4 separate regions of the Mus musculus genome follow, and regions 1, 3 and 4 are each linked to region 2. Evidence: chromatin loops called from intact Hi-C (ENCODE). Cell type or tissue: left cerebral cortex. All regions are shown on one strand. Links, peaks and the distances in the headings refer to the core of each region. The heading gives the core; the rest is flanking DNA.

Evidence for each region. Peaks named below come from ENCODE experiments on the same cell type or tissue, not always from the same donor. Only the 100,000 strongest peaks of a DNase experiment are listed, where the experiment ranks them.
Region 1: it touches region 2 in a loop (2.5-fold over the local background); 6 of 42 quality-filtered maps call a loop at or near these places.
Region 3: a loop joins it to region 2, with 4 times the contacts of the local background. A loop is called at or near these places in 6 of 42 quality-filtered maps.
Region 4: a loop joins it to region 2, with 2.4 times the contacts of the local background. A loop is called at or near these places in 14 of 42 quality-filtered maps.

Annotation. Positions count from the first base shown.
Region 1 is chr8:121,904,830-121,912,054 of GRCm38, reverse strand. Slc7a5 (solute carrier family 7 (cationic amino acid transporter, y+ system), member 5) reads left to right here and starts at 4,369. Exons shown (of 10, transcript NM_011404.3): 1 at 4,369-4,989. The coding sequence starts at 4,449. BC048644 (cDNA sequence BC048644) reads right to left here and starts at 4,222. Exons shown (of 2, transcript NR_167716.1): 1 at 4,042-4,222. In left cerebral cortex, for the core only: a CTCF peak has its summit at 2,113 (motif pointing right); DNase peaks (open chromatin) are centred at 2,132, 4,334 and 4,791; H3K4me3 peaks cover 1,373 bases; H3K27ac peaks cover 1,790 bases.
Region 2 is chr8:121,595,821-121,603,131 of GRCm38, reverse strand. It overlaps Map1lc3b (microtubule-associated protein 1 light chain 3 beta), which reads right to left. Exons shown (of 4, transcript NM_026160.5): 3 at 7,040-7,146; 4 at 4,372-6,536. The coding sequence ends at 6,362. It overlaps Zcchc14 (zinc finger, CCHC domain containing 14), which reads left to right. Exons shown (of 13, transcript NM_080855.2): 13 at 801-4,429. The coding sequence ends at 856. Among named protein-coding and RNA genes, the nearest start is that of Map1lc3b, 9.0 kb to the right of the region's middle. In left cerebral cortex, for the core only: a CTCF peak has its summit at 4,054 (motif pointing right); DNase peaks (open chromatin) are centred at 4,025 and 5,386.
Region 3 is chr8:121,829,922-121,837,232 of GRCm38, reverse strand. Gm42048 reads right to left here and starts at 3,242. Exons shown (of 4, transcript XM_030243893.1): 1 at 1-3,242. The coding sequence starts at 3,184. The coding sequence ends at 1,820. It overlaps Gm24283 (a small nuclear RNA gene), which reads right to left and starts at 6,797; the gene lies at 6,691-6,797. In left cerebral cortex, for the core only: a CTCF peak has its summit at 4,497 (motif pointing right); a DNase peak (open chromatin) is centred at 4,499.
Region 4 is chr8:121,645,452-121,652,762 of GRCm38, reverse strand. Zcchc14 (zinc finger, CCHC domain containing 14) reads left to right here and starts at 830. Exons shown (of 13, transcript NM_080855.2): 1 at 830-1,038. The coding sequence starts at 862. In left cerebral cortex, for the core only: no CTCF peak of the experiment used is centred there; DNase peaks (open chromatin) are centred at 2,416, 3,034, 4,117, 5,011 and 2 more places; H3K4me3 peaks cover 3,720 bases; H3K27ac peaks cover 910 bases.

The DNA of each region.
Region 1 (7,225 bases), core at 10-5,009, 310 kb before region 2:
TGACCCTCGCCCATTCTGTGTTATCAGCCTCTATCAGCCCCAGAGCACAGGCAGCCATTCTGAGACCTGAGAAACCTCCCCCTTTCTGGATACTCAGTCCCCTCGAGTAGTGTCCTTGGGGAAGTCCCCGCGGCCTGGCTGTGTCCGTCTTCAGCTGTGCTCTGTGGTCAATGGCTACTGCACAGCTCAAGACTTTATCCCTCTGTTGACAGTGGGCTGTGGTGCCTGCCACCATAGCACATAACTTGACACTCAGAGGCCCCTTCAAGCTCCTACATCTCTCTTCCCAGAGCCACAGACACTGAGGGATGCCTGGTCTCTAAGCTGTTTGGCTTAGCTGTTGCCCTTCCTCTCACTGTTCTCACCAAATTTACTTCTCTGAATGGGGAAGTATCTGCGTGTGTGGTTGTGAGACAGACATGGTCCTTCAGCCTCTGTTCCAGAAGCTTCTTGTGGTACCGAGGCTTAAGCACCTGTTTCTCTCGGAGGGAGCCGGGTCCTCCGCTCTCTTGCAGACCAGCTGTGTGGTGTGTGATACCATGACTGCTGGCAAGAGCCACTCCTTCCTGTCCTTAACCTCTGCCTCTGCCATGCTCCCTACCCATCTCTGTGTTCAGGGAGACAGCGGGGAGCAGTCTGCTTCCACCTCAGGCCCCTCATTGATGGCCTGAGGAGCCTGTAAAGGAACAGGGCCTACATGTTTCACTCAAGCTTGAGACAGGGCCTCACACACCCACACCAGCCTAGAACACGTGATCCTCCTGCCTCAGCTTGCTGAGACTTGGGTTTGCAGGCGTGGACCACCAGGCAGATCGATCATGGCCTTCTTGGGTTCAGGGGCAGAGTCTGTGTCCACAGGAGGAGAGAGAGGCCAGCTGTGTTTCTAGGGCTGAGATTAATCTCGTCAGAATTTCCTGTCAGTCTGGGGATCTTTCTCAGTAGCACTCAAATGCTCCTGAATTTGGAAGTTCCCAAAACTCACGGTGGCTCACAACCCTCTGTAACGCCAGTTACAGGGGAACCCAATGCCCTCCTCTGTCCTCTGTGGGCACCAGGCACACACTGGGTACACAGATACACATGTAGTCAAAACACCCATCTACATAAAATAAATCTTTGAAAAATTAAGTATTTTAAGCAACAACAACAACAAACCGAGGCAGGGTTCATAAAAAATGGCTCAGCGGTTAAAGATGCTTGTAGCCAATCCGAATGGCCCGAGTTCAACCCTTGGTACTGATGTGATAGAGAGAGAGGCGCGACTGCACACACTTCCATCTGCAGAAACGCTCCGGTTACTGTGCCGCTGTTGTGTGGCTTTTCATGGGTAGATGCAAACAGACTTCTACTCATCCCCAGATAGCGCACTGACAGGCCCGGTTCCATGCAAGTCCAAGTTGGTGAGTGTGGTGGTTTGTATATGCTCAGCCCAGGGAGGGACTATTAGAAGGCGTAGCCTTGTTGGAGTAGGTGTGTCACTGTGGGTGTGGGCTTTAAAACCCTCATCCTAGCTGCCTGGAAATCAGTATTCTCCTAGAATGAAGATACAGAACTCTCAGCTCCTGCGCCATGCCTGCCTGGATGCTGCCATGCTCCTGCCTTGATGATAATGAACTGAATCTCTGAACCTGTAAGCCAGCCCCAATGAAATGTTGTCCTTATAAGAGTTGCCTTGGTCATGGTGTCTGTTCACAGCAGTAAAACCCTAACTAATACAGTGAGTGAGCTTACTGTACCCAGCTACTTACAGCAGCATAGGTGACCAGATAGCAGTGTCAACATAGCAGTATCTATACTAAGTCCCCTTACCTCCCCAGTCAACCTTCTACCTCCCTAATGCTCTGCCACACCCAGACACATGTACCTAGGGTGGGAGAGCACACCTGGGAAGTACCGGCCAGAGGGCCGAAGGGGGGCTCCGATGACCCGCCCCGCCCCTTTCTTCTATGAAGGACTGTACAAGGTACGCATTCTCGTTTCAAGATGGAGATAGGAAGACAGGCTCCCCAACATCCAATCAGTCCAACACCATTTTAAATAAATTACTGACCAGTTGAAGAGCTAACCACTAGGAACACACACCGGGAGCCCCAAGTCAGGAAATTTAAGATGAAACTGCTCCTCCATCCACCAGTAGATGGCGCCCCTGGAAAACATTTCAGTCTTAGCTGTTTGAAGAGGTGTTGGGGGGGGGGGGGGCACCAAACAGAGATAATACACACCAACGGTTGCTTTGCAGGAAAAAGTTTAAGGTCTTATCTAACGCTGTGATAAGCAGCAGCAGAATCACGAGCCAGGGGTCTCGGGGACATTCACTGGGTATTGTCACCAGAGCAGCTTCTGCCCAGGGCTCAGGTCCCCCTCTTGATCTCTTGTTCATTCTCTCTCTGAACTCCAGACCCAGAAGAGCCATTTGAACCTGCTGTGTTCCTCCACGACCACCGTCCTTGGCCTCTGGTAGTGGCTTTGACTTAACTATGGTTGTGATTTTATACCTCCTTGGACTATTGCTATCTCTGGTTCAAATCAAAGCTTTCCCACGGCTGCGATGCAGAACCCAGATTCCACTGGGAACAAGGACAGATTCCAAAAGAAGCAAGGGTTAGTTAGCCACCCACAGGTGAGAGGTAAGCAGGCTGCTTGCCTGGAGGTAGGAGGCCGTGAGGCTGCGCATACTGGGCAGGCAAGTTACACAACTGCAGAACTGGCTTCCTCGTTTACTATGAAGTGTTTCTAAGAGTTGCCACGTGTCCTATTAAGTTAGACGATGTACCTTGGAATCTTAGCGATGTCTCAGTGGGTTGGTGGTATGCTTTTAGCCCTCTGAAAGGACTATGTCAAGAATGAGAAGCAAGTTTCTCAATCTTCCCAAAGCCATCAGTTTAGGCAGTCTGTACTGTGGCATGGTTAATGTTGGTGTGACCTTTTAGCTCCATGGCTTCCCACTGCTCAGGCTACAGAGATACCAGCTTGTCATTGCTTGTGAATGGCTGACATACTGGGGGTTGGGGGAGGTAGCTCCAGTGACCCTTGGAGTCTTTGGCTGAACACCTCCCCGACATGGGCTTCCAAGGGGCAGCTCTGGCATTCTTGGCTGCAGCAGTAGATCCAAAGATGGGGAGAAGTTTGAATTTCTTCATTGGTCATGCCTCAGCAGTGGGGAAGGCTTGGCAGACTGGACAGTTTAGCAGAGCATACAGGGCTCTGTATCCTTACAAGTCTGAAGGTTCTTAAATTAAGCCCCCCCCCCCACCTTCCCTTCTGCTTGTCTGTGAGTTTTCCTGGGGACTCCTTTGGACAGAAAATGGAACAGCTGGTGAAAAGGAGGGGGTCTTGGGGCTCCTGGACTTATCTTGACCAATGAAATTTTCCAAGCGTACCATCAGCTCAAATTACACAGCCCATACCACGAGGGCTTGAACCCACTTCCTTGAGCTCACCGGTGGGCGTCACGAAGATGCCAGAGCTGATAATGGTGCCCACGATGATGGCACCAGGCCTGGGATGCTGAACCTTCCAGATGTGTGACCACATTATCTCAAAAACCCTCTTACCTAAGATTTCCTAAGAATGACAACCTAAAGCCCTTTCACCCTACAGTAGATTGGGTTGGTTCCCTTCTAAAACTTGCTTCTCCAGATTGGGTGTACCACTAATCGAGCTTTTGTCAAGACCCTCCTTGGGACCAGATGGATATCTAAGTCCAGGAGTAAGCTGGCTACCATTCTGGTCTATTCTTCCGTTTCCTCCAGAGCTGACGGATCATTTCGCCCTCAGACTCGTTTCCTCTGGACCAAGTTGGACTATAGGGGTGCCTCACCCCACAACCCACCCCCACTTATCCTAGATAAGATATTTATCCTTCATCTCCCAGACGCACAGGATATGCACACTGGAGGAAGCGGAGATAAACACCCGCGAGGCAGGGCCAGGATTCCGGGCAGGTGTTGGGACTATACACTGAGCCACCCCCCTTCCGGTGCTTTCTCCCTTGACAAGTCCTCTGCGCCGCCTGGGGCGGGAGAAGAAGCACGCCCTTACCAATCGGCCCTGACATCCTGCACAGGACTTGTGAGGAGGTGTGAGTCGACTCTCCACCCGCGTACAACATTCGGATCTTGTGAAACACGCCGCGATAAACCCATCAGTAGTCACGCCGCGTTAAACACATCAGTAGTCCTCAGTTTCAGGATCTTAACGCTCCACGTGCTCTAACAGACTTGGGGGCGGGGGCCCGCGAAGGAGGCGGGGTCGCGCGGGCTGAGGGGGCGGGGGCCTTTGCGAGCTGAACCAACAGCAGCGGCGATGGGCGGAGCCTGGAGGGCGGGTAACGGTAGAGATAAAAGGCCGCGCGGGCGGGGCGGACGCAGACGCACTTCTCAGTACGCGGAGAGCGGCTCGGCCGCGCGCACGCCGGGTATCCAGGCCGAGCCGGGAACGCCGAGAGCATGGCGGTCGCGGGCGCCAAGAGGCGCGCGGTTGCGACCCCGGCGGCGGCGGCGGCGGAGGAGGAGCGGCAGGCGCGGGAGAAGATGTTGGAGGCGCGGCGCGGGGACGGCGCGGACCCCGAGGGCGAAGGCGTGACCCTGCAGCGCAATATCACGCTGCTCAACGGTGTGGCCATCATCGTGGGCACCATCATCGGCTCTGGCATCTTCGTGACGCCCACCGGCGTGCTCAAGGAAGCGGGGTCGCCCGGACTGTCGCTCGTGGTGTGGGCTGTGTGCGGCGTCTTCTCCATCGTGGGCGCACTCTGCTACGCGGAGCTGGGCACCACCATCTCCAAGTCAGGCGGCGACTACGCCTACATGCTGGAGGTCTACGGCTCGTTGCCCGCCTTCCTCAAGCTCTGGATCGAGCTGCTCATCATTCGGCCCTCCTCGCAGTACATCGTGGCGCTGGTCTTCGCCACCTACTTGCTCAAGCCGGTCTTCCCCACTTGTCCGGTGCCCGAGGAAGCTGCCAAGCTCGTGGCCTGCCTCTGCGTGCGTAAGTAGGGGTCCGGGCTGGGGTGGGGCCGGGCTGGGGCGGGGCCGGGTGGGCGCGAGCCAAGGTTCCTGCGTTTACAGCTCGGCAACACCCATCCCAGTATCCCTCCATCTGTCCATCCCTGAACCATCTCGGCAGTTCCAGGCTAAAGTCACAGGCCCCAGAACCCACGTGCGTTTCTTTAATCCATTCATAGTGTCTATGCTTTCGGGACAGCCCTCGCGAGACCTCAGTGGGTCGCGGCTCTGACCCCGCGGCAGGCATCCCGCTTCCCGACCTGAATTCTAAGTACGAGAGATCTACTCTGTCCCGGGTGAGAGCAATACACTCCCTGCCTTCAGCAAAGCACCACGTGGAGTGGCAGATATGCCAGTTTCCTGTTTCAGCTTCAGTTGCTGACTGGTTGCTAAGAGGGAAATTGCAGTTTAAAAAAAAAAATCACTTATGTTCTTAAAACCGGCCTATCAGGAATCAGTGAACTGGCTGACTCATAAGAAAACAGTAGTAATAAATTTGTGTGTGGTAGTGATGGCTGCTTGCTCGTTTAAGATGAGTAGCGGAATCGTGTAAAGCCTGCCTGTCAGTAAAGGACTAAAAGAAACTCGGCTGCAGACAGACGACAGTCTGTGTGGGTGGGCTTGAGGGGTCCCAAGATGTGCCAGGTAACAGCTGTTGAGTGTAGCCTTTATGGGACGCATAGGTCAAGACGGATTGATTTCTGCTTTCAAAAACAGTTGTGTGATTTTTCAGGACTGGGGGAAAATGATCGTTTGAAGCAAATGCCACATGATTTGGTGGTGGAGAGCAACCTGGAAATAAATCATGCTACTTTCAAAATTACAGATGAGTTCAGGCAGCTAAGACCGATGTATCTGTTTGTTTTGAGAGCTGTGTTGATAGTGCACACAGAGAGGGTGATGGGGAGGTGGGCTAGACTTGGTTGTGAGCCATGGAAGTCCGGGGCTGCTGTTAGCACTGGGGCCACTGCTCGATGCCAGTGCCTGTTTTGGCTTTGGCCCTGAGACTGTCTCCTGTTATCAGACCCAGCCGGGTGTGCCCTTCAATTCTGAGACCACCCACTCTGCTCTGTAGTGCCAGTTGGATGATGACCAGTAAGGTCTTCTGTGTGCTTGGTTCATGTGTAAACCGTCATAGCTAGAGTTGGTCTTCAAAAGCACTGGGCAGTCCAGGGAGAGCCTGGCCTCAAACGGGACACTGCATACTCAATTTTAATTGTCCAGTTCTCCTTATGGATGGTAATCTCTTTAGGGATAAGGAATGTCGTGGGTACCTTTAAGGTTTGTTGTTTGCTTGCTTGCTTGCTTGCTTGCTTGCTTGGTTTTGAGACAGGCTCATGCTATGCAGCCCTGGCTGGTCTGCAGTTCTCTGTCTCCCAAGTGCAGGCAGTAAGTGTGTGTACCATCATGCCAGGCTGGCATGGCTGTCTTTAAAGAGCCCACACTCTTGTCAAGATAGTTCTGGAAACTGCAGGTGCTAGTGACATATGGGAAGCAATGCTTGCCCACAGGAGGCTGTGAGCACTGAGGGCTGGCAAATGTCCTTTCTTTTAAAATTTGTTTTCTTTTTTTTCTTTTTTTCCATTTTTTATTAGGTATTTAGCTCATTTACATTTCCAATGCTATACCAAGAGTCCAGGTGCTCTTCCAGGTCTCTGAAGGCCTGGGCGCCGGCTCCCGGAGGATTGCACTCTGAGGAGAGTTTCAGTGTTCATGGAGTGAGTGCCCTGTTCTTTCTCGAGGGCACTTCTGGGGAACATAGTGTTCCCTGGCTTCCATGCCTTAGGAAAGACCCCGAGGAAGCACTGAGAGTCAGGTTTTAGGGCAGAGGTCTGGTTTACGTGGTTGAGTCTTCTGGAGTCCTCTGTGTTTGTCTCTCCACAAGTTTCCTTCACCTAGTTAAGACTGGATTGGGAAATGACTTGGCCTCCATCCCGAATGAACCCACTGGTGGTAAAGGTGCAGGCCATCTCCCTCTCAACAAGTCTGGCTCCCTCCTGCAACCTCAGGCCTGATGCGGGCAGCCTGGAGCGGAGTCTTTGATGATGATTGGAAGACTTGTTTTCCACATTGTTCTGGGTGGCCGAGAGCCCGTGTGAGTGAGGCCTAGGGACCATCTCGTGGCTTGCTGTTTGGTTTTGTTCTGCTTTTGAGACAAGACTTCTCTGTGTAGTCCTGGTGGTCCTAGAACTCACTTTGTAGAGCAGGCTGGTATTGAA
Region 2 (7,311 bases), core at 1,570-6,569:
ACACAAGAAGCTGGGTGCAGCCAGCGCTTGCTGCCACCTCCTGGAAGATCTGTAACACTTAAGGATTTAGCCATGAGATAAGGAATCCCTAGCTAGCATAGCCCCCTCTGTTGGTCTGTCCGTTGAGTGCAGCTGTGTGCCTGTGTCGGGCTGTGTCCTGCTGACTGACTGGCTGCTGCTTCCTTCCAGTGTTTGTTTCCTGTAGTTTGTGTTATCAAGTTGAAATGCCTACTATATGATGCCAGGTTTATTCTTTTGTTTCATTGTCTGGTCTCAGCCTCCAGAATGCTGGGATGATTAACACGTCACACCCCAGGTTCACCATGGTCAGGACAGTTGGTCCCACTCTGCCCAGCTCTGGGTTCCCAGCACCTCCATCTCTGGTTGTGCAGTTTCCCATTGATCCTCACCACCTGCAGAGCTTTTGAAGCCCAGTCAATACCTGTGGCCGGAGAATGCAGTCGTGGTGCAGGTTGCCGCATCCCTTCCCAGTGCCGGCCTGCATCTGCTCGGTCCAGGCCCTCCCTGCCCCTGGGTGTTGCCAGCTTGAGTGTGAGGTCTATGCCCAGAGAAAGATTCAAGGCACTGAGAAGTGGTCAGTGGTGCTCTGTCGGTCACTTCCCCCAGAAGGTCTCGTACCCGTGGCATGCGGCTGTGCGAGGGCGTGGTCAGTCCTGAGTGGCATCTCAGAGCAGGTGGGCGGTGTGTGCACTTTTGTGATTGACTCAGGCTTCACCCTCTTCTCTCTCTCTTTCTCTCTCTCTCTCTCTCTCTCTCTCTCTCTCTCTCGTTCTCTCCAGGAACTTTTAGGTTGAAATACGCCCCTCCAGCAGAAAGTCTGGACTCCACGGACTGATCCTTTTTTTTTTTTTTTGGCAACAGAACATTTTATTAAGCCATGAAAAATCACATAGAGAACTGAAGTCAAGTTGCTGTGGCGCCATGGAGACCTAAGGAAACCACAGAGAGCTGAAGTCGAGTGGCTGTGGAGCTTAATGTTTTTAACCCAAAGGTGCTTTACTTAACTATACTGGAGAGAGTCTAGTGTGCAAGTTCGTCAAACTCGATTTCATTGCCAAATTCCTAGTCTTGGAGCTTGGTCCAAGGATTGCCTAGTGGACAGCGCTATGGCATATCGTGGCCGTCACACCATCGCTGCAGCGTGAAGACCTGTCTCCTGAAGCTCGGTGGTCCTTCTAGGCTCACGTAATTCCAGGGCAGCTATGCACGACCTGAGTCAAGACTGCAGGTCGGGGTTCTCTCAAGTCCCCCAGTCGGATCCGGGACCCCTTTCTGGGCTAGGAAGCGCCCGCTGGATTTTGCTGTTTCCTAAAGTAGGAGCCTCCTCTCTGGCTTCTTAAGGATTGCACTACCTGACACAGGCCTCTGCGGTCTGGGAGGCAGACTCTGCTGGGACCCGACAATGTAGGGGACTCCCATCGGTGGGCATTGGAGTTGGCACCAGCAGGCTGCTCCGCCAAATACACCCCGAAGTCGATTGCAGGGTGTTCTGTAGACACTTGGAGCAGTTCCAGGTTTTTAATATCTTTTTCTGTAAACAGATTTACACGATATAGTAAATAAGTCATAGCGCACTCTCGACAACTTCATCTGTAAGGGTCCAGGTCCCAGGGGTCCGTTACCGACCGAGGCTGGAGACCACCCCTCCCGCTGGAGGCTTTGAGCCTGCTCTCTCCAAACAAGAACCAACTCTTGAAGACTGGGGGATGACTCGGCTTTGTGGGTTGGCTGTGACTGACGCGCCTCATTCTTCCGGAAGCTGGCAAGCTGTTGTCTCAAATGGCTTCCCCAGGACCCCAGCCCCAGAGCTCACTGCTGATGGATTCAGACTTGACACAGACATCCAGCAGTAATGCAGACCTGTGATTCATGAACAAAAGACTGGAAACTGTCGGCTTCTTTTGTATTAGGCTATGTGTTGATTGTTAATTCCGTTAAAATTGCCTGGAAAACTTCAGTAGAGAGATGCAAGACTCCTCCTCGAAACCGCTCACCAGTTGCAGTCCAGACCGGGGTGGGGGTGGGTCCTCACTCCTCAGCATGGTGTAAACGTTCGACACACCACAGCGGAGGCATAAGGGACTTAAACCTCCCTCCGAGGTTAAAGGGAATTTTATGCTCAAATAACATTATAATGCTAAAGCCTTCGGTATTAGAAAATCGATGGTAATATTCTGCCAAGGATTTTCCAGCCTCCTCCTCATGGAGAAGAAAAATCATAGTCCTTAAACATTCTTCAGACGGGACAGTCACCCTCATACAGAATTAGTGTAAATCACAAAATGCCCCAGAACTGGAGGCGTTGTGATCTAAGGCTTCATCGTATTCTAAGATGGCTTTGTCTGTGGAGACCCACGGAAGGCGTGAGTGTTGTGGATTCTATGCAATGCAGGATCGGGAGACGGCTGTTCTGTCCATGGCACAGTATCACATCTGTTCTGAGGGGATGTGATGAGGCGTTAGGGGATGCTCTGTTGATCTCTCACTCAGAAACACTACAAACGTCAATACAAGAACTGACACAACTTTGCCTTAAAGAGCACCAGACTGGGATTGGTCGTATTGTGTTAATAAGGAAGACTTAGAGTGTTCACTGATGTTTACGATTTTAATATTTCTGAAGGCCATCACCGTGGCCTGGGTATGTGCTGAAAGCCAAACTTTTAAATTTTTTGGTTTTTTTAAACAAAGAAATATTTTAAATAAATCCTATTTCAACACAGAAGTTGTTGAAAACTGTCTCATAGCAAAAGAAAAAAAATCATATTTAAGTTTTCTGTTTTGTGGTCAGTATAGGGAATGGAAGTGTCTTACAGCTGTTGACCTGAAAGACAGCAGTCTTCTGTGGCAACACCCACGTTACCTTGTGGCGGTCAGTCGAGGGGAGCTCCAGCACCATCTCGGCTGTCCAGGCAGCAGAAGTCTGTGTCTGGAAGCTGCCGGCTGCCTTTGGAAGAGCTGTGTGGTGTGGCATTTCTGTGAAGCCGAGCGACCGGCCAGCGAGGATGAAAGGACCATGGCAGCCTAGAAGCACAGGTGGATGTTGGCAGGTGGGGCTCGCCCGCCCGAGAGCCTGGAGTCAGCCTGGCCAGCAGGCACTTCCTCAGCAGACGTCATTGTCACACACCTGACAGACCAGCCCTTTCCCGTCATTTCTCTAAAACTGCTCAGTCAGATGGCAGTGGTGCCCAAGTGGGCTGGCCCAGGACTCCCATCGTCAGATTCCAATCCTGTGTTAACATCTCAGGGTGCAGAGGGGGATTCAGATAGGAAGGCGGGCACAACGCTGGAACCAACAGCTCTGTGACCTTTTTGTTGTAGCAAAATAATCCTTTTTCTACTTTCCTTTGTCGTTTTTATTTCATGGTCAATAGTGAAAATTAGAAAGTGTTTTAATGCTGAGAACTCCTCTAACTGCTGCCGGGCAGGCACCGAGGGACAGGAGCGCTCACAATGGAGACGGTTGCTCTTGAGCTATGGTTGGGTGTCAGGAAACCAGTGGCATGATTATCTCCAAAGATGACAGCAGCTGGCCTCTCAGTACAGCACTCAGCAGTTTCCGTGTGGAACTCATGAGGCTTCCAGTCGTTTCTGCAGGTCAGCCTGGCTTGTACCACACGCCGTGCACGTGTGCCATGACAGTCCTGTGAGGACAGCCCGCTGGGATCGGGTCTCACCCGCCTCTCTCCGTCCCTGCTGTTTGGTCTGATGGGCTAGTTTTACATCCAGCTAATGGGTGACATTACTTGCCGAAGTCTTAAAAGGTTGCAGGGACTTGGGCTGTCTGTTGAACCTCATCCCAAGAACAGGCTTGGGGAACTTGAGTAGGGACAGCCATCCTCTCCAAAATGCAGGTGACTCCTATAGAGCAAATCGGGCGGCCCAAAAAACCATCAGTCCAGGGATGTGATTGCTGACCGACCCTTCCCAGGGTTTCACTGAGAATGTAGGCACCTGTAGTCAACACTTGGCAATATTTCAGAAACCACATACTGTACTGGCAGGCCCAGGCCGGCGCACTGCTCTGCCACAAGGGGGCAGTAACACAGCCTTCAGCACAGGTCCGTCCCGGAGCACACAGAGGTGTTGGTACCAAGACTGAAACCTTCACAGATTCTATTGGGCATATTTTCTTTTTAGGAATGAAGGACAATTCTCCCATTTTTGAGCCATTCTTTTGTCAATTCTACAAAATTGCATGTAACTTTATAAATATTTTTAAAAGATATAGTTTTGTAAATATTTAATATTCTGCTAATTTGATTTTGAATTGTAAATGTCAAGTATTCTGTTTTTGGGGTTTTTATGTTTTATTATACTTTGTTAAAAAGGACAAATTGTACATTTTTAGACTGTTTTTATGAGTAAATTTAATGTACGGAAAATAAAAATTAAAAAAAAAACTCAACATGTTCACCATTCTCAGATTTTTTGGGGGGGCGGGGGGTAAGACGGTTTCTCTGTATAGCCCTGGCTGTCCTGGAACTCACTTTGTAGACCAGGCTGGCCTCGATCGAACTCAGAAATCCGCCTGCCTCTGCCTCCCGAGTGCTGGGATTAAAGGCTAAAGGCATGCGCCACCACATAGGGCCATTCTCAGATCTTTTGTCATTCGTGGCTGTCAAGGTTCTCAGCTTTAAACATTGTTACATAGGACTCTAGGCTATCACTTGCCCTGCCCTTCCAGGATGAGGACCTGCTGACAACACTGCTGGACCCCAAAGGCGCCTGCCACCCAGAGTAGTGTCCAGGCTGCCCCGAGGAGACTGCAGCAGCTTTGCAGAGCCTGCCGTCTGCTCTAAGCTGAAGTTGGTTACAATGTCCTCCCAAGTGCCAGCAGCTATCCACATGAGTAAATCTTTTGGTGTGTTCCCATGGCACCAGAGGGCACCTGATAGCTGGCAGGTCAGTCAGAGATTGAGTTTAAAAGCAGGAGCTGGTGGCAAGGTATCGACCAAGGAAAGGAGGTTACCGCCCCTCCCCTCTCCTCTCCTCCCCAGCAAGAGCAGCCTGGGTATACTGCAGAGCCCAGTTCCCACGATGACAATGAGACATCACTCAGGACAGGTTCGTTGTGCCTTTATTAGTGCATCAGAGTGTACAGGTGTCCTATAATGGAGGCCGCCCGCCCTCTGAGCAGCATCTTTAAAGCAGTATTACAGGAATCCTTACTGATCGCACCATAGTTATAAAAACCAGGGACATAATGACGTATACAACCTACACAAGACAGAGCAGTGAGAATTTACAGTGTAAAATAACATTGAGGGTTAGCAAAGACAGCTGCATGCAGGGAAGGTGGGTGCCTGTGGGGAGCTAGGTGGGAGGTGGCTATGCTGGCTTCAGTCCATGACAGCAGGCAGCTCTGAGATCCTCAGACCACGAGTGAGTGAGTGACCAGGGATGGCCTGGTGTCACAGCGGGCCACATGCAGGAAGCAGAGGCTAGCTTTAGCTGAAGTGGCATGTCTATCAAAAGCATGTCTTCTGTTGCTGTTGTCCTCACAGCTGACATGTATGTACTGACATGAAATGGGGAAATCCCAACAGCTGTCAGAACCACCCTTACAGAGACAGTTACACACCAACAAAGAGCTGTGAGCCAAGTCTGGAGCATTGGACTTGCAGTCTACCACTTGACAACCACATCCTAAGGCCAGCGCTTGCTCTCCCTGAAGCAGGCATGGACCAGACAGAATTCAAACCAGGAGAGAAACAGCTCTCCAGTCGCTTAAGCTGGGTCAGCAACCCCTGGACAAGCGGAGACCTGGCCTCAGCAGAAGGGCGTATGGTAACATCTAGACAGCAGCGAGCTGCATGTCCCTGCACTGCTGAGTGAAAGGGTGTGGCTGGGGTCAAGACCAGGACCCGGCTTAGAGCTATATCCTACAACACCAGACCTGCTTAGGGCAAAGCCAGGGCCCTCTGGGGGCCTCTGCTAGGCAACCTGGGCCTTCAGAGGGGCTTCTCTGCTGAGTGGGAGCCCTTTTAGAGAAGGCAGCAGGTCCCAGGAAGAGACTGCCCCTGACACTGCTCTTCTGTTTTAAGTCCCTACTAGGGAGAAAAATGTCAAAATAACTTGATCTTTTTATTGGCAACTTAGGATGCAAAAAGTATTTTATTTTTAACTTCTAAAGTTTGAACACAAAATAGCCTAGTTTAGACGAGTTTCCAAGCTGAGTGCACTTGCATGGAGCTCAGTTTCTGGCTGATGAACAGTTCCTAATACCCTATGTGGGTGCCTACGTTCTCATCTGTGGGTGGTGAGCCGTCCAGCGTCCGCTGGTAACATCCCTTTTTGCCTTGGTAAGGGCTTAACAACCATTGGCTTTGTTGGAGTCTTACACAGCCATTGCTGTCCCGAATGTCTCCTGCGAGGCATAAACCATGTACAGGAAGCCGTCTTCATCTCTCTCACTCTCGTACACTTCGGAGATGGGAGTGGACACACTCACCATGCTGTGCCCATTCACCAGGAGGAAGAAGGCTTGGTTAGCATTGAGCTGCAAGCGCCGTCTGTGGAGAGAAGAGAGCAAGACTCACTGAGGTCTGCATACTGTGTACAGAACTTAGGGCCTCCAAAAGCCCACAGACCAGCAAAACCAAGCATGCCCACAGCCCACAGTGATGGCTGTGATCAGGGTCTGACATCCACAGCGTTCACAGCCTATATCTGATCACAGCCTTCCAGTTGCTGCAGCTGTGAGTTCACACCCTCTTAAACTCCCAGCTGTACAGTGTTCCAAACAGTTTGCGAGGCGGGGAGAAGCTCAGACTGGGGGCCCAGCAGCAACCCACCATGCCTAGCAAACTTTACAGAGTCATCACTCAGTAGGCATGACAACCCTTTGGTCCCTCTGGTGTGAGCACGTTCCCAGCTGACCTGAGGTCACAAAGCTGAGGCCGGGCACTGACTTACAGGGCATGAAAGCAGCAGGAAGGACCTGAGGCTGGCACTGAGGTGGTTAAAGGAGAAGCATCACTCAAGGAAACGGGGAAGGAGAGAGGTGGCCAGATACCTGATTATCTTGATGAGCTCGCTCATGTTCACGTGGTCAGGCACCAGGAACTTGGTCTTGTCCAGGACGGGCAGCTGCTTCTCCCCCTTGTATCGCTCTATAATCACCTGCAGAGAGAGGCCAACTCAGCAGCGCACACACTGCTCCCCATGCTGAGCCCAGCACATCATGCCTACTGCAGCCTTTCTTTGCTTGTCCATAGCACTCCCGTGACCAGTGCTCAGTCACAGCTTTGCCACTGTCCCTGGCAAAACTGTGGCAAGGCAACCAGG
Region 3 (7,311 bases), core at 1,449-6,448, 230 kb before region 2:
CCTCAGGTAGTAAGGAGGCGGGGTTGAGAATGGCTGGGGGTGCAAAACTTACTCGCTCTGTCAGCAATAGGCTCTGGTAGTGCGTCATTCGGGCGTTGGTCATCCAGCGGTCCGGTGGTTGCCTGATGATGCTCTCAAGAGAGTGTGGGGCCACTATAGTAACATTCTGGCCCATAGTCAGTTTGTCAGCATCTTTTACTAGCACAGCCGTGGCTGCTATCGCTCGCAGGCAGGAGGGCCATCTACTGGCCACAGCGTCCAGTTTCTTTGATAAGTAGGCTACCGGGCGCTTCCATGGTCCCAAAACCTGGGTAAGGACTCCCCTTGCCACTCCATTTTTTTTATCAATGTATAGGGTGAAAGGTTTGTTTAAATCTGGCAGGGCCAATGCCGGAGCCTGCAGCAGTGCCTTTTTGAGAGTTTCAAAGGCTAGCTGATGTTCTCTGGTCCAGGTGAATTCCCCTTTCTCTTTGGTTAGTGGATATAAGGGAGCTGCCAGTGTGGCAAATCCGGGAATCCAGAGTCTGCAAAACCCGGCGGTCCCCAGGAACTCTCTTACCTGGCGAGCAGTGGTTGGGGCCGGGATCTGCATAACAGCTTGTTTTCTGGCTTCTGTGAGCCACCGTTGTCCATCTTTCAAGACATATCCTAGGTAGGTCACTTCTATCTGGCATAACTGAGCCTTTTTAGCAGAGGCCCGATACCCCAGCTTACCTAACTCGCCCAGGAGGTTTTGGGTCTCAATTTCACAGTCCTCGCGTGTTTCTGCAGCTAGGAGCAGATTATCTACATATTGCAGAAGAGTCACCTGTGGGTTATTGGCTCGGAAAAGAGCAAGATCTCGGTGTAGGGCTTCATCGAACAAAGTGGGCGAGTTCTTGAATCCCTGAGGCAGCCTCGTCCATGTGAGCTGTCCGGCTTGTCCACTCTCGGAGTCTCGCCATTCGAAAGCGAACAAGGGCTGGCTGTTGGGGTGTAACCTCAAACAGAAAAAAGCATCTTTGAGATCCAGGACTGTGTACCATGTCCGACCAGGTGGCAAGGTGCTGAGGAGGTTATAAGGATTTGGCACCGTGGGGTGTATGTCCTGAACTCTCTTGTTGACTTCTCTAAGGTCCTGTACTGGACGGAAGTCCCTGGTCCCTGGTTTTTTTACTGGAAGTAGAGGAGTGTTCCAAGGGGATTTGCATGGGACCAAAATCCCTTGTTGGAGCAGTTTGTTAATTTGGGGGCGTATACCCTCTTGAGCTTCTCTGCTCATGGGATATTGTCGGACCCCTATAGGGGTGGCCCCGGACTTAAGTTCAATCACCACGGGGGGGACCAGTTTTGCCATCTCCACTCCTCCCGTCTCTGCCCACGCCTGGGGGTATCGATTCAACCAGTCCTGTAATCCCTCAGGGGGCTTTACTTTATTTTGGTAAAGTCGATATTCCTCCCCTAGTTGTAAAGACAGCTCTAGAGTCTGGGGCGCTTTTATTCCCCAGAAAACCTCCGGTCGATGAGAGGTGAAAGTTATTTGTGCTTTTAACTTGGTTAGTAAGTCTCTCTCCAATAAAGGCATAGGACACTCTGGAATGACTAGAAACGAATGAGTTACTCGATTTCGCCCTATGTCTACTACTCGGGATGTGGTCCATGGATACGATTTTTGTCCCGTGGCCCCGATCACCAAGGTTTTTTTATTTTTCTTTACTTTTCCTAGAGGTGTTTTGAGTACTGAAAATTCGGCTCCCGTGTCAACTAGAAAGTCCACAGGGGTCCCCTCCACTTTTAAAGTTACCCTAGGCTCGGGGAGGGGGGCCGAGCCCCGTTCCCCCTAGTCTTCATCTTCTCTAAGAGAAAGCACCTTTACCTTTTGTTTTTTTTTCGGACAGTCGCTCTTCCAGTGGCCCATTTCCTTGCAATACGCGCATTGGTTCCTCTCCAGGCGCTGCCCGCCTTCTCTGGGTCTCCTTGGTCCCTGCTGCCTTTTGTCTCCCAGGTTCCCTGACTGTCTACCTCTTCTTCCATTATCTCTTTCTCCTACTGCGGCCAGGATCCTAGTCAAAACCTTTTCTTGCCTCCTGTCTCTCCTATCCTCCTCTTCTCTTTTCTCTCTTTTCTCTCTCTCTAACTTTTTATCTTCTGTTTCTCTCCTATGATACACTTTCTCTGCCTCTCTAACTACATCCCTTATGGTGTAATCCTGCAAGCCCTCAATTCGCTGTAACTTCTTCCTAATGTCAGGAGCTGACTGGCCAATGAAGGCCATAATTACTGAGGCCCTTTGACCCTCAGACGTGGGGTCGAATGGGGTATATCTCCTATAAGCCTCCATGAGCCTTTCAAGGAAGACTGAGGGGGGCTCAGTCGCTCCCTGCATAACCTCTCTTACCTTGGCCAGATTCGTGGGCTGCCGGGCAGCACCTCTGAGACCCGCCACTAGGACCCGGCGATAATTGGACAGTCGTTCCCTACCTGATGCCGTATTATAATCCCATCGGGGCCGGGTTAGCGGAAATCCTTCATCTATCTCAGCTGGAGTTTGGACAGGGCGCCCAGCCTCGTCTCGGACATTTTTCCGAGCCTCGAGGAGAATCCTCTCTCTCTCCTCGGTTGTGAATAGAGTCTGCAGAAGCTGCTGGCAGTCATCCCAGGTCGGCTGGTGTGAATACATTAATGATTCAACCAACCCAGTGAGTCCTGCAGGGTTTTCTGAAAAAGGGGGGTGATGAGCTTTCCAGTTGTAAAGGTCAGAAGAGGAAAAAGGCCAATACTGTAGGGGCTGTAGACTATTTGGATCGGCAGGGGGAGCCCCAATAGCCCTGAGGGGGAGCGCCACAGTTGAATCCGCAGGCCCCTCAGGGGTGACTCCTCGCCGGCTCCTTGTTCCTGTGGAGGGACCCCCTCCTCCGGCCGGGGCCTGAGGCAGGGGTCCCGAGGGAGCTGAAGGTTGGGGCTGGGGAGCATAAGGTGGGGGTTGAGGGGTATCGGGCCACTCAGGGGGTTCTTCAATCTCTGAATAGATCTTGGGGGGTTTCGTCACTGGTGTGCTGCGATCATCATCTCTCCCGAGCGGTGGTTTCGGTTTCTCTTTCTCACCATTTTCTTGGATGGCTAGAATCTTGGTGCCAGGGCGGAGAGGCGGGAGGAATGGGCGAACCCACGGGGGTGGGTAGCGTGCCAAGTCCTCCCATACCATGATGTACGGTTGTTGGTCTGGATGCGACCCTGGTCCTTCCTGAAAAACAATGGCCTTCACAGCCCTTATGGTGGGTAAGTAAAAAGTTCCTTCTGCTGGCCAACCTACTCCAAAAACAGGCCATTCTGAGGAACAGAAAGTCATCCATGGCTTTTTCTTCACTTTTACTGACAAATTTTGTCCTCTAGCCCTAACGTCCGTCCAATGGTCCTTAGTCAAAGATAAAGGAGTAGACACGGTCTGTCCCATAGTGAAGAATAAGAGTAAACACAACACAATGACAGAGACGGAAAACACTAAGACATCCAAGCACACTCGTCTGCGTCTGGACTTACACAACCAGCCAAACGCTACCTCTGATGGAGTGGGATTCCGCTCCACTCCTCTGGCAGGAAGAGCACTCACTCTTCTTCACTCTGCCAGACAACAGCCAGGTCCTCCTGACTGTTCCGTACCCTGGGCACTCCAGGGTCTCCCTCGGAATGTCTTCCAAGGGTGCAGCCTGTGGGGAAATAGACCGTCGTCTTCCCACAGCCACTAGGGTCCTTACGGTCCGCAGTGGCAGCTGCCAGAATACAGAATACCAGAACTGGTAACACAGGTGGGGCTCAAACCCACAATCTCAGAACTGAAAAACTAAGACACAAATTCAGCAGTGCCACACTTAGACACTTAGACAACAGACAACATAACAAGACTCACACAAACAAACGCACCTCCAAGGGGTCCTTCGGGGTTCCTGGGTGTCACGCAGATCTCGGTGGGACCTCCAAATGAAAGAACTCAGTGGGGAAACCCCCACTCAGCTCCCGATTCGGCGTGCACCCAAGAATCACGAATAGAACACAACACCTTGATGTAACAACAAGAGGTTTTTTAATGGCGGAGCTCCGGGTCGAAACGTATCTCACACAACAGGAGACAGTGGATTCGACCACGAGGCTTGGAAGCTAGGGGGTTTTATAGAAAAGGAGTGGGGCTGGGGGAGGAATTGGCGCGGTTTCACATGATTGGTCCATTTAAACATCAGCAGCCTGTAACATTTAACTTAGGTCAGAGGGGTGGGAGCTAGGGAGGCGATGGGCTTGCCCGGGCATGTCCTGGTCTGTTCTGCTATGTTCTCAGCCCCAGGTTTCAAAGCTCAGAAACAACTCTTTGGGCTATTTAACATACATTACATGAATTACAGTTTTATTTCCTTTCACAATCACATTGGTTGTTTGTGGTGAAGGTGGTTAGCAGTCAGCATCCTCTTCAAGTCCTTTGTTGTTAATGGACTTTCCTTTCTCCTCTGAACTTCAAGTTGAAGACAGCAGAGGGCGCCCTGCCACGGATATAAAAGGGAGTCTAAAATTGACGCGTTACATTTAAGTCAATCTATTAAATTTTCAAAGATGTGAATTTTACTAAAATAGAACCCGGTACTTAATCTTTTCACTATTTTAGGATTCTGACCTCACTCTATCTGCTCTGTTCCCTTTCCTTCCTGGTAATGAACATTTCAACCTCCCGTGAATCACTGTGACATGTACCATCAAGAGCTTTTCCAATTTAGCTTCGAGATTCTTTCAGATAATGAAAGCATTAGTCCCTGCAATTTCCAGATCTTTCTAAGTCTTCCACAAAGAATATGGTCTCCCTTTCACAGGCCTGAAGAGGGAATGCTGGTGTATATGTGTGTGTGTGTGTGTGTGTGTGTGTGTAAGTGGACTGATGTGATGTTCTTTGAAGGCCTGTTCCACTTTAAGTGTGGTGCTCAGAGGTTACCTAATATTTTCAGAACAATGAGGAGGATAAGAGATGTTTTAGGTTAGAGCTTGTTAGAAACAGCGGTTCACCTGAGCAGTGGGCAGAGCAGCCTGTTGCTACAGTGCAGAAGGGGTCTGGAGGCTCAGCTCCAGTGGCTGGCTATCTCTGATCCGGTAACTATTTTCCCCCTCTAGCATTACACATGATCTGCAAGCAGTCTTGGAGATCAGCAGAGCCTTCATTTGGTTCCTCTCTTCTCTCCCCTCCTCTTTTTCCTTTTGTAGAACTTTTGGAGAATTCTCTCCTCCAGGCATGATATTTCTGTCTCTATCTTGAAATCAGAGCTGTTTTGGCTGGGCAGTGTGGCTCATGCCTTTAGTCACAGCACTTGGGAGGTCACTGAATATCTGAGTTCAAGGCTAGCCTAGTCTAAAGAGAGGGTTTCAGAACAGCCAGGGATACACAGAAAAACCTGTCGTAAAAAAACAAAAACAAAAACAAACAACAGCCAAAAAAGAAAATAGGGGAGGGAGGAAATAAATCAAAGCAGTTTTATTCTGTGTCTTTCCTAGTAATGAAAATTTTAACCTCTGGTGAATCACTGTGACCTGTATTAAGAGCTTCCCAATTTAGCTTTGAGATTCTTTCAGATAATAAAAGCATTAATCCCTGCAACTTCCAGATCTTTCTAAATCTTCCGCAGAGGATATACTTTCCCTTTCAGCCCTGAAGAAGGAACAGTGCTATATATTGCGAACAGTGGAGAATGTTAATAGCCTCTTACAACATTGGGTCTTTTCATTTTCTCCTGCAGAAGGAAGGGGCGACCACAGACTCTCACTAGAGACTCCAACCGCTCCTCGCTCAGCCGCCTCAGCTGCCAGGAGCTTAGTGCCAGGCTGTACAGGAGGTGGGAGGTGGCTTGGGTACCAGTGATACAATGTTTATAAATTCCTCATCCACCCATGCTAGGTGAGACGTTTATGAGACGTGGCTGCCTTCGAGTCACCTGTGCTCCTGTAAATCAAAACAAACAACTCAGTACTTCAACAAGCTACTGAGTCCAAGCTACTGGACTTGGAATAATTTCTTTGGTCTTTTAGATCTCTCTCTCTCTCTCTCTCTCTCTCTCTTGTATCTATCTATGTATCTATCTATGTATCTATCTATGTATCTATCTATCTATCTATATTTTTTTATGATAGAGGGTTTTCTCTGTGTGGCCTTGGCTGTCCTGAAACTCTCTTTATAGATCAGGCTGGCCTTGAATTCATAGAGATCCAACTATCTCTGCTTCCTGAGTGCCAGGATTCAAGGCTGTGCTATCACTGCCCAGCTGTTTTTTGGTTTGTGTGTGTGTGTGTGTTTGTATAAAATATATTTTAATCAGATTCTTTCCCCTCACCAAACTCCACCTTGATACCCTACCACCACAAACACAAACAGCGGCTTTTGGATGGTAAAAATACCCCCTGATTGGCTTTTCCTTTGGGAGTGAGATAGGGCTGTTAAGGGATGCACACCTGGGATAACTCTACAGATAGGTTCTAGCTGAGATGAGCTTTCTGAAGACAATTTCAATTTCATCTTTGAAAAGTATGGAATGAAGTTGGGCAGTGGCACACACCTTTAATCCCATCACTCGGAAGGCAGAGGCAGGCAGATCTCTGTGAGTTCGAGGCCAGCCTGCTTTACAGAGTGAGTTCCAGGGCAGCCAAAGCTACAGAGAGAAACCTTGTCTCCAAAAAGACATAAGAAAAATGATGGAACGCATCATGCATTTGCGTGCTATTCTTTCGCAGGGGCCATGCTAACAATCCCTGTATCATTCCAATGTTAGCATATCTGCTGCCAACGCGAGCACATTTCTTTTATCTGTTGACGTCCTGTTTGGGGTGAAAAGTTGATTCTGTGTATCTCTTCAGGAAAAAAAAAAAAAAAAAGAAAGAAAAGAAAGAAAGAAAGAAACCACACAACACCATTGTTTTCCTCAAAAGCAAGTTTTCTTCTTAAGAACTAGGTTTATGGAAAAACCTGGAACTGAATTGGGAGCTCCCGCCTCCTCAGAGCGTCAATGATTAGTGGTTGGCCCGATCCAAGGCAGTTTCTTTAAAGGCTGTGCTTTGGCAGCGTTCCCACCGAGAAAGAAGATTAGTTCCTCGTCTATGTGTTCCCTTTGCCAGTATTTTGCTTGCCCTTGTCCTTATTTTGCGCCATTCCTTGATTACAGCTCAAAGACGACACCCTCTAGGCAATGCACTCTGCTCTTTCAAAACCGCGGGTCCCTCTTCCACTGTACCATTTAGGTCAAACCCGGGAGCATATTTTCCTATTACGTATCTGCCAGACCGTAAATCAAGCACCGTCGGGAGTACAGA
Region 4 (7,311 bases), core at 760-5,759, 50 kb before region 2:
ACGGCCGGCCTGGGCGCAAGCACAGGAGGCGGCATGGCCGGGGCGGCTCCGTCGGGGGGCGGCCCGCACTGACAGACCCTGCGGCGCGCGGGGAGATGGGGGCGGCCGCCTCCCGGGCGACGACGACGACGACGAGGAGCGGCCGCCGCCGCTGCCGCGCACCGGCCGCCGCTGGGGACGGGCGCGGGCAGGGCGCCTCCCCGTGAGCGGCGGCCCCGAGGCCGCTCGCCGTCCCCGGCCGCCCGGGCCGCGGCCCCGGCTCCGGCCGCCGCGGGGCCCCTGGCGGGCGGCTCCCCCGGCCCGCGCGCGCCCGGCCCGCGCCCCGTTCGCGCGCGCGCGGCCTCGCCCGGCGCCCGGCCGCGGCCCTGCGCGCCCCCCGGCCGCCCGCGCGCTGCTCCCGGGCCCGGCGGCGGCGGCGGCGGCGGCGGCGGGCGCGGCGCGGGCGGCAGCATGGTGGAGAAGCGTTGCCCGTTGCAGAGGGACGGCGTGTACCGCTGGTTCTCTGAACTGCCGTCGCCGCAGCGTGTGGAGTTCCTGTGCGGCCTGCTGGACCTGTGCATCCCGCTCGAGTTGCGCTTCCTCGGCTCGTGCCTGGAGGACTTGGCACGCAAGGACTACCATTCGCTGCGCGACTCGGAGATCAAGGCCAACAACCCGGCCGACCTGGGCAGCCTCACCAACCTGACGGACGAGGTGGTGCGCAGCAAGCTGCTGGTGTCGCTGGCCCTGCTGGGCTCGGAGCAGCGCGAGGCGGCGGGCGTCTTGTACCGCACGCTCACGCACACCGACTCCATCATCCACAACTACGGGCTGCAGCTCAACGAGGGTCGCACGGGCGATGAGTTCCTCCTGCTCTTCACCATGGCCTCTAACCACCCGGCCTTCAGCTTCCACCAGAAGCAGGTGCTGCGCCAGGAGCTCACACAGATCCAGAGCAGCCTGAACAGCGGCGGTGGCGGCGGCGGCGGCGGTGGTGGCGGTGGCAAGAGCGCGCCCGGGCCCAGCGGCGCGCTGCCCACCTGCTCGGCTTGCCACAAGGTGAGCGCAAGCGCGCGCGGTGGGGCAGCGCGGCTGGGGTCCTTTACCGGCCAGCCTGGAGATGACCTACTAAGGGACCCGGAGGCCTGCGTCAGCGCGCGGCCCCCTTTGTGTGTTCGGTGTCACGGCCCAGGCTGGGGACACGAGAAGGCCTTTGTCCTGTCAATCCCGGTTCTTAGGTGACATAACACTCAACGATATGTCCACTTGCACCGACCTGGAACCTGGGCGCAGGTGGGCCCTGCCACCTGCCTGTCTGGGTCAGGTGTCCCCGGGCGTGCATGGCAGGGGTACGATGTACAGGAACCCGTGTCTGCGTGTGCGATCGTGGGGGTTGTGCACGCTGCTAAGCGTGTCTGTCTGGAGAGCCTGGCTCTTGACAGGGGCTTTGCAGCCTCAGCGGGTCTGCGGGTATGCTGTCAGTGGTGATCCACCATCGGGGAGAACCCAAGCTCACTGAGGTGGGATCTGGTCTTAGGATGATAATGTCAGCTTGCTGGGCAGGAAGGGCAGCTTGACTGTCCACTCAGAAATGCCAGCTGTGGCCCGAATGTTTGAGGACTGGTAAAGCACGTGGTTCTCGTGGAAGCTGAAGGCTGGGTGGTTGGGGGCCATGGTGACTAGCAGATGGAGTTCATTTCTTTAGTATCCATCCCTCTCAGCTGCAGCCCGGAGTTGTGGATGATGGAGTCGGTGTGCATTTGGGCCTTTGGAGGCCGGCAGCAGCCCTGGAGCCAAGAACCCAGGTTTCTTGTGAGAGAAAGGCTCACCAGTGCCAAGGGCCATTGAGGTCCCACACCATGTCCTTGGTAGTCAGAGGCCACATCCGGGCCTCCTGCCCAGCTGCTCCACAGTCTGAGCCTTTTGAAGTTTAAACTCTTAACTCAGCTTCCCCTGTCCAAGGTGAACAAGGTGAGGTCGTCGGGGCTTCCGTCGGTTTTTCTTTCAGCTCTCTTTGAACCTTGAGTTGTGGCTTCTTTTTAATGTCTTCCTCTAAGAAGTGGTTGTGGTTCCTGAATGGGTTTCTGTGGCGTCTTATCTTTTCACTGACGTTTGCCTCTGAGACTTCGGTTAGCTTTTTGGGTTTTTCTTCTTCTTTTTTCTTACATACATACACTTTGCCACCTCACTTCCCTCTTGCATGCGAGGCAACTGTCAACAAGAAAGGCAGGGCCCAAGGAAAGTTAAGTTCTTCAGGCCAGCCAGCTGTCACCTCTCTGTGGTCTCCTCAGCTGCGGTTAGTTTCATCCACGAGCAGGAGCTTGCTGTCTCCCAACCTGGGCTGCCAGACCCCTGTGTGAGTGAAGCTCAGACGCATCAGGTCCGGGTTGCTCTGTAGGAGATGGGGACTGGTTTTTAACAGGGCAGTGAATTCAGAGTAGAAGTGTCTAGAACAAATGTCTTGGGTCCTCTCCCACCCACACAGTACTAGGGATGGAGCCTGGAGCTTGTGCATGCCAGGCAGGTGCTTGGCCACTGAGCCCCACCCCACTGCAGCCAGCCCTCACAATGCCTGTATAAGATGGCCTTTGTCTCAGGCAAAAGTCCACGGCGAGATGGAGTTAATCTAGTCCCCAGGGTCTGGGCACTGGTCGCCCGCCTTGGTCTCCTGTGCTGTAGGAGGCTGGGCTGAAGTCCTCCAGAGGTGACAGGGCAGCTGGCAGCTGTGCTCCCCGTGTTTTTCCCGGCCATGTTGGCTGTCAGTGGTTCTGTGGAGCCATGCGTTGTCTGCCCGAACGGCTCTCGTCCTGAGCTTGCAGCTGTTGCAGTTTTCAGGAATCCTGTGGCTGATAGGGCTGGGGTTTTCTTTAGAAAGTTGGGGGACATTGTTTGGCCCTGGCACAGGGGCTCTTGACTTAGCAATGAAGGCTGGGTCTCACTTGCTCAGATCCAAACAGGTCCATTTCTCTTTCTTTTCCCTGGCTCTGAGTCACTCCCGAAGGGACTGTTCCCCAAAGCTGAACTTGGGCTCATTTGTAGCTCTGAGATTGAAGCCTGATTGTGTGTGTACTTGGAGGGGGATCCTTGGAGGGAGAAGTCCAGCCGAGAGCCACTTAGCACTGAACTCCGGCCTCCTCTGCATCCTCAGCAGAAGGTGGCTCTTGTGTTTCTTTCTGAGCTGTGTCACTTGGTTTTGAACTTAGGACTGAGACTTTGCTCTCAGAAGTGAAGGTGTGGAGTGTTTTTGGATGTTGTCTGATTTAAATGTTTATTTCTCTTACCTGAGTTTTCTGGAAAGCTTGGTATTGTAAGCTTCTTTACGCTTTCTTTTCCCTTTTTATTTTAAATGTATAACGTTCAGAGCAGCCCTAGATGTTTAAAAGTGTGGTTTATTTATTTTAAAGACCGAGGTTTTGGGAATGTGGGGAGGGACTCTAGAAGTGGGGGCAGTGTTTGGGATGTAAATAAAATAAAATAAAATAAAATAAAGACCAAGGTTTCATTGTCTTGCTCACCCTGGCCTGGGAATTGCTATCCTCCTGCCTCAGCCTCTGCAGAGCTGAGAGGATAGGGACACACCAAGCCTAGCTGTGGATGCATTACGTAGGCATGGCTTACTTTAGAAAACCATTTGCTGTCTGTGGTGTGGGAGCATTAGGGGCTGCAGAGGGGCTGCAGGCCTTACCCTGCTGGGTGCTTCCTGTCCCTTAGGTGTGGTCTCAGGATGCTGAGAGCAGTGCTTGCATTTTTTTTTTTTTTTTTTTTAGTAGAAAACCTTGGTTTTGGAAGCAGGTTAAATCAAGACTTTTAAATGGGTGTGAGGTACCAACTTGTAACCAACCCCAGCACTCAGGAGGCTGAAGAAGGAGGCTCTGACTTCAAGGCTGCCCTGACACCTCAAGTTGGTGTCCGGTAGCTGGTACAAGAGAGCATAGCATTCCCTCTGAATTGTGGTCAGGGTGCTGTACAGAGCTGTGTGGCCAGCAACGTTGAACTTGTTCAGATACCCGAGCCTGTGAGCCGTCCCTGCATTCTCCCACCCAGCCCCCAAGAGACACGGCCAAATGTCTGTCTGTGAGTTTGTCCTCTCTGAGGCAGTCGTGTGAACGGAACTGTGAGTGCTTGGCCGTGTGCTGGGCTGCGTTCACGTTCACGTGCGTGCTTTTAAGGCTTCTCTTGTAAGAGCGCAGCACGCTGCTCTCTTTCATGGCTGAGTACTGTTTGTTCATCTCCTCACCAGCGGGTGGAGGTCGGGATTGAGGCTTAGGTGAGATTATTCTTCATGGTAAACTCCTGAGTGCCTGACACTAATGCATGCTCCTCGGGCCACTGCCTGGGGGCTGCTTAACCGTGCTGCATGGCGTCAGGCCCTCTGGGTTCTGTGGTTACAGTGACAGGTGGAGCTAGCTGTGGTTCTGTCCTGCTCTGTGTGGCAGAACACAGTCCAGAGGCCCTATGTGGGGTTGTTGTTGTTGTTTTGTTTTTGTTTTGCTGTTTTGGGTTTTTTTCCTTTAAGGGGCTCTGAAATGGTGTGCCTATATTGAGATTCTGGTTTTGTTTTTGGTGGATAGCTGTACAGTTCCAGAGCTGCCCACCATGGTTTGGCCATGTATGCCCTAGAGTTAGCCTTGGGGAGACTTTCAACAATCTCCATAGACTATGAATAAAGCTGCTAGTAAGCTCTTGCCTGAGATGGGCTACAGTTCCACTTGGCTGCTTGTGTCTGGTAAGCTCTTGCAAGTCATTACAGTTCAAAGGTCGGTCAGGAATTGAGGCATTTTTGTCCTGTGGGTATCATGTGAGGAGTGGATGGCTTTGCTTGGTTTCTCTTTTAACCCTGACCCCTACACATGGTTGTCAAGAGCCCCTAGCATTCCAGAAGAGCTAGAATAGATCCGCATCTGCATCAGTGACCTGAGGGTGCTGTTTTTTCTCTAGGGCGTTCTTCTCATCCCTTGTATTCATTCCTCGGTGTGTTTCTGTCTAGGTGGGTGTGCTCCAACACAGCACCCTCAAGCTCTGTTTTAATGGCCTATCTTCTTAGTGGCATCTCTCCAGCAGCAAGCAGCAGCTGAGTCATGTCTGGAGTTGTAGCAGGCCCCCTTGAGCCACTGGGGTGACTGTGTAGCTCTCAAGTGACTGTCTTTCCCCACACGTGGAGCTCTAAGGCCATGTGCTCCTTCGCCACTTGAACCCCATCGGAGCCGCCATGCTTCACATGTCACAGCAGGGTCGGATGCATAGCACCGTGTGTCGCGTGCACAGGAACCAGCAGTGGCAAGTCTGGCTGCTTTTCTGAAGCCGTTTTTGCTGAAGTTCCATCCTGTGTTGTGCCTTGGTCCCGTGTGCCATACTCACTCAGCCTTGGGGTTGAGAGCACACTTGGGATATGTAGTTTCTAGAACATTGGCAGGCACACTGTTGTGCTGTGTCTGTTGACTGGACAGCTGTTGGCTTCTGGGAGGCTAATGGTAGATCACAATACATTTTTTAAAAAAAGATTTATTTTCATGTTATGTGTATGAATATTTTTGCCTATGTGTCTGTACCACATACATACCTGGTGCCAGTGGAAGACCAAAAAGGCATCAGGTCCATGGGCCTGGAATTACTGCCATGTGGGTGCTGGGAATTGAACCCAGGTCTTCTGGAAGAGTAGCCAGTGCTCTTAACTGCTGAGCCAATTCTCCAACCCCACATTTTTATAAATTATTTTTTGCCCGGGAAAAATAATTTCTTCTTTAGGATTCCCTCTTCCTTAGCAGGGTCAGATTTCAGAAAAATCCTTCAACCCCCAGCAGTTGAGCTAGGACCCATCAGGGTGAGCTCACTAGTGAGATGGCTGTAGGCTTTGACTTCAGACCTTAGCTGTGGCAGTGTTAGCAAGGGAAGAAGAAACACAGAAGTATGGCCTGCCAGAGATAATGTTTGTCACCCTGAAAGGCTGGGGCAGAAAGCTTGTCATGAGTTCAAGGTTAGCCTTGAACACAATAATGAGATCCTGTTTAAGACAAAAAGGCAAAATGACCAACAAAATTTATAAAGCAGGTAACTCTGGGATTTGTTGTGGGTTGAACGTTTTGACGTTGTTTAAAGTGAGGCCAGAGTGGAAGCGAGCATTGGCATGCAGTGGTTGGTCTGCTAACAACCCACAGAGCGTTTGGGTGTGGAGGCGCCTAGGCTGGTCTTGTACCAGCCAGCTTGCCGACCTCTCCTTGGCCACAGAGAAGAAGGTACAGGCCTCTCTCGATGTCCTGGCTCTAATCATCTTGTTTCTTTGGGGACTTTGCAGGGTCAGGTGTCTGTCATAGACTTTGTAAACAAAGCTAGCTGCTCTTTGCCCCTCCTGAGCATGCTTCACCCTCTAGTCAGGTCAGCTTTTCTTGTGGACATGCCCATGTGTGTCTTGACACACACATGTTGCCGTTGCCACATGCATGTTAACTAGGAACCAGGCCACCCTGCCACATACCCATGGTGTCTACTCTCATCTTCAGATATACCAGCCTTCGATCATTTCCCCTTGGCATCTCATGTCTTCAGCTAAGGTGGTTTTAATTGATGGGAATTGAGTAGTTTCTTAAATTAAGAGATGTTTTAAATTGGTTTTATAATCAGACAAGTGGCCAAAGTGGCACAAAAGGACCCTAAGTGCAGAGTCCCCTCACCAGGGCCAGCTGGTGCTCGGTTCCTTCCTGGGGGCTCTGGTCCCTTAGGTTTGCATTTAAGGCTTGCTCACAGGCCCTCCAGCCAGTACTCCAGAGGCAAATGCTACATAGCAAGACTCTGCCTTAAAACAAATGAACCCCCCCCCCAAATAAAAAAAAACCCCAAAACCCAAAACACAGTTTTGCCTTTCCCCCAGCCACCTAATCCCTTTTTTTAGAACTTTTGGGGAAGATTGTAAGTACTTACATGATCCTTCCTCATACACCCATCCCTGGGCTCTTCCTTCACCTGACCCTGCTATATGAGTGGGACTGAATTGTTCACCTTGCTCTTGTGAACATGGTTGGTCATTTACCTGCTTTGAGTATCAGTCCCCGTGACATATCTTGCTGAACACTGACAAGCACTGTAGTGTGTGTTCGTGTGTGCGTGCACTCGAGCGTGCGTGCGTGCGTGCGTGCGTGTGTGTGTGTGTGTGTGTGTGTGTGCGTGCGTGTGATGTCTGTGCTCTTTAAGGCTGCTGCAGAGTGAGTCTTCATGCCCCATAGCTGGCAGTGTAGTCGCAGACCTTGGTGATTGCCATTCAAAGAGAACCACCCTCAGGGCCTTCTCCAGGCAACGTTGTACATCTCCTCAGGTGACCACGGTACCAGTTTGTCACTG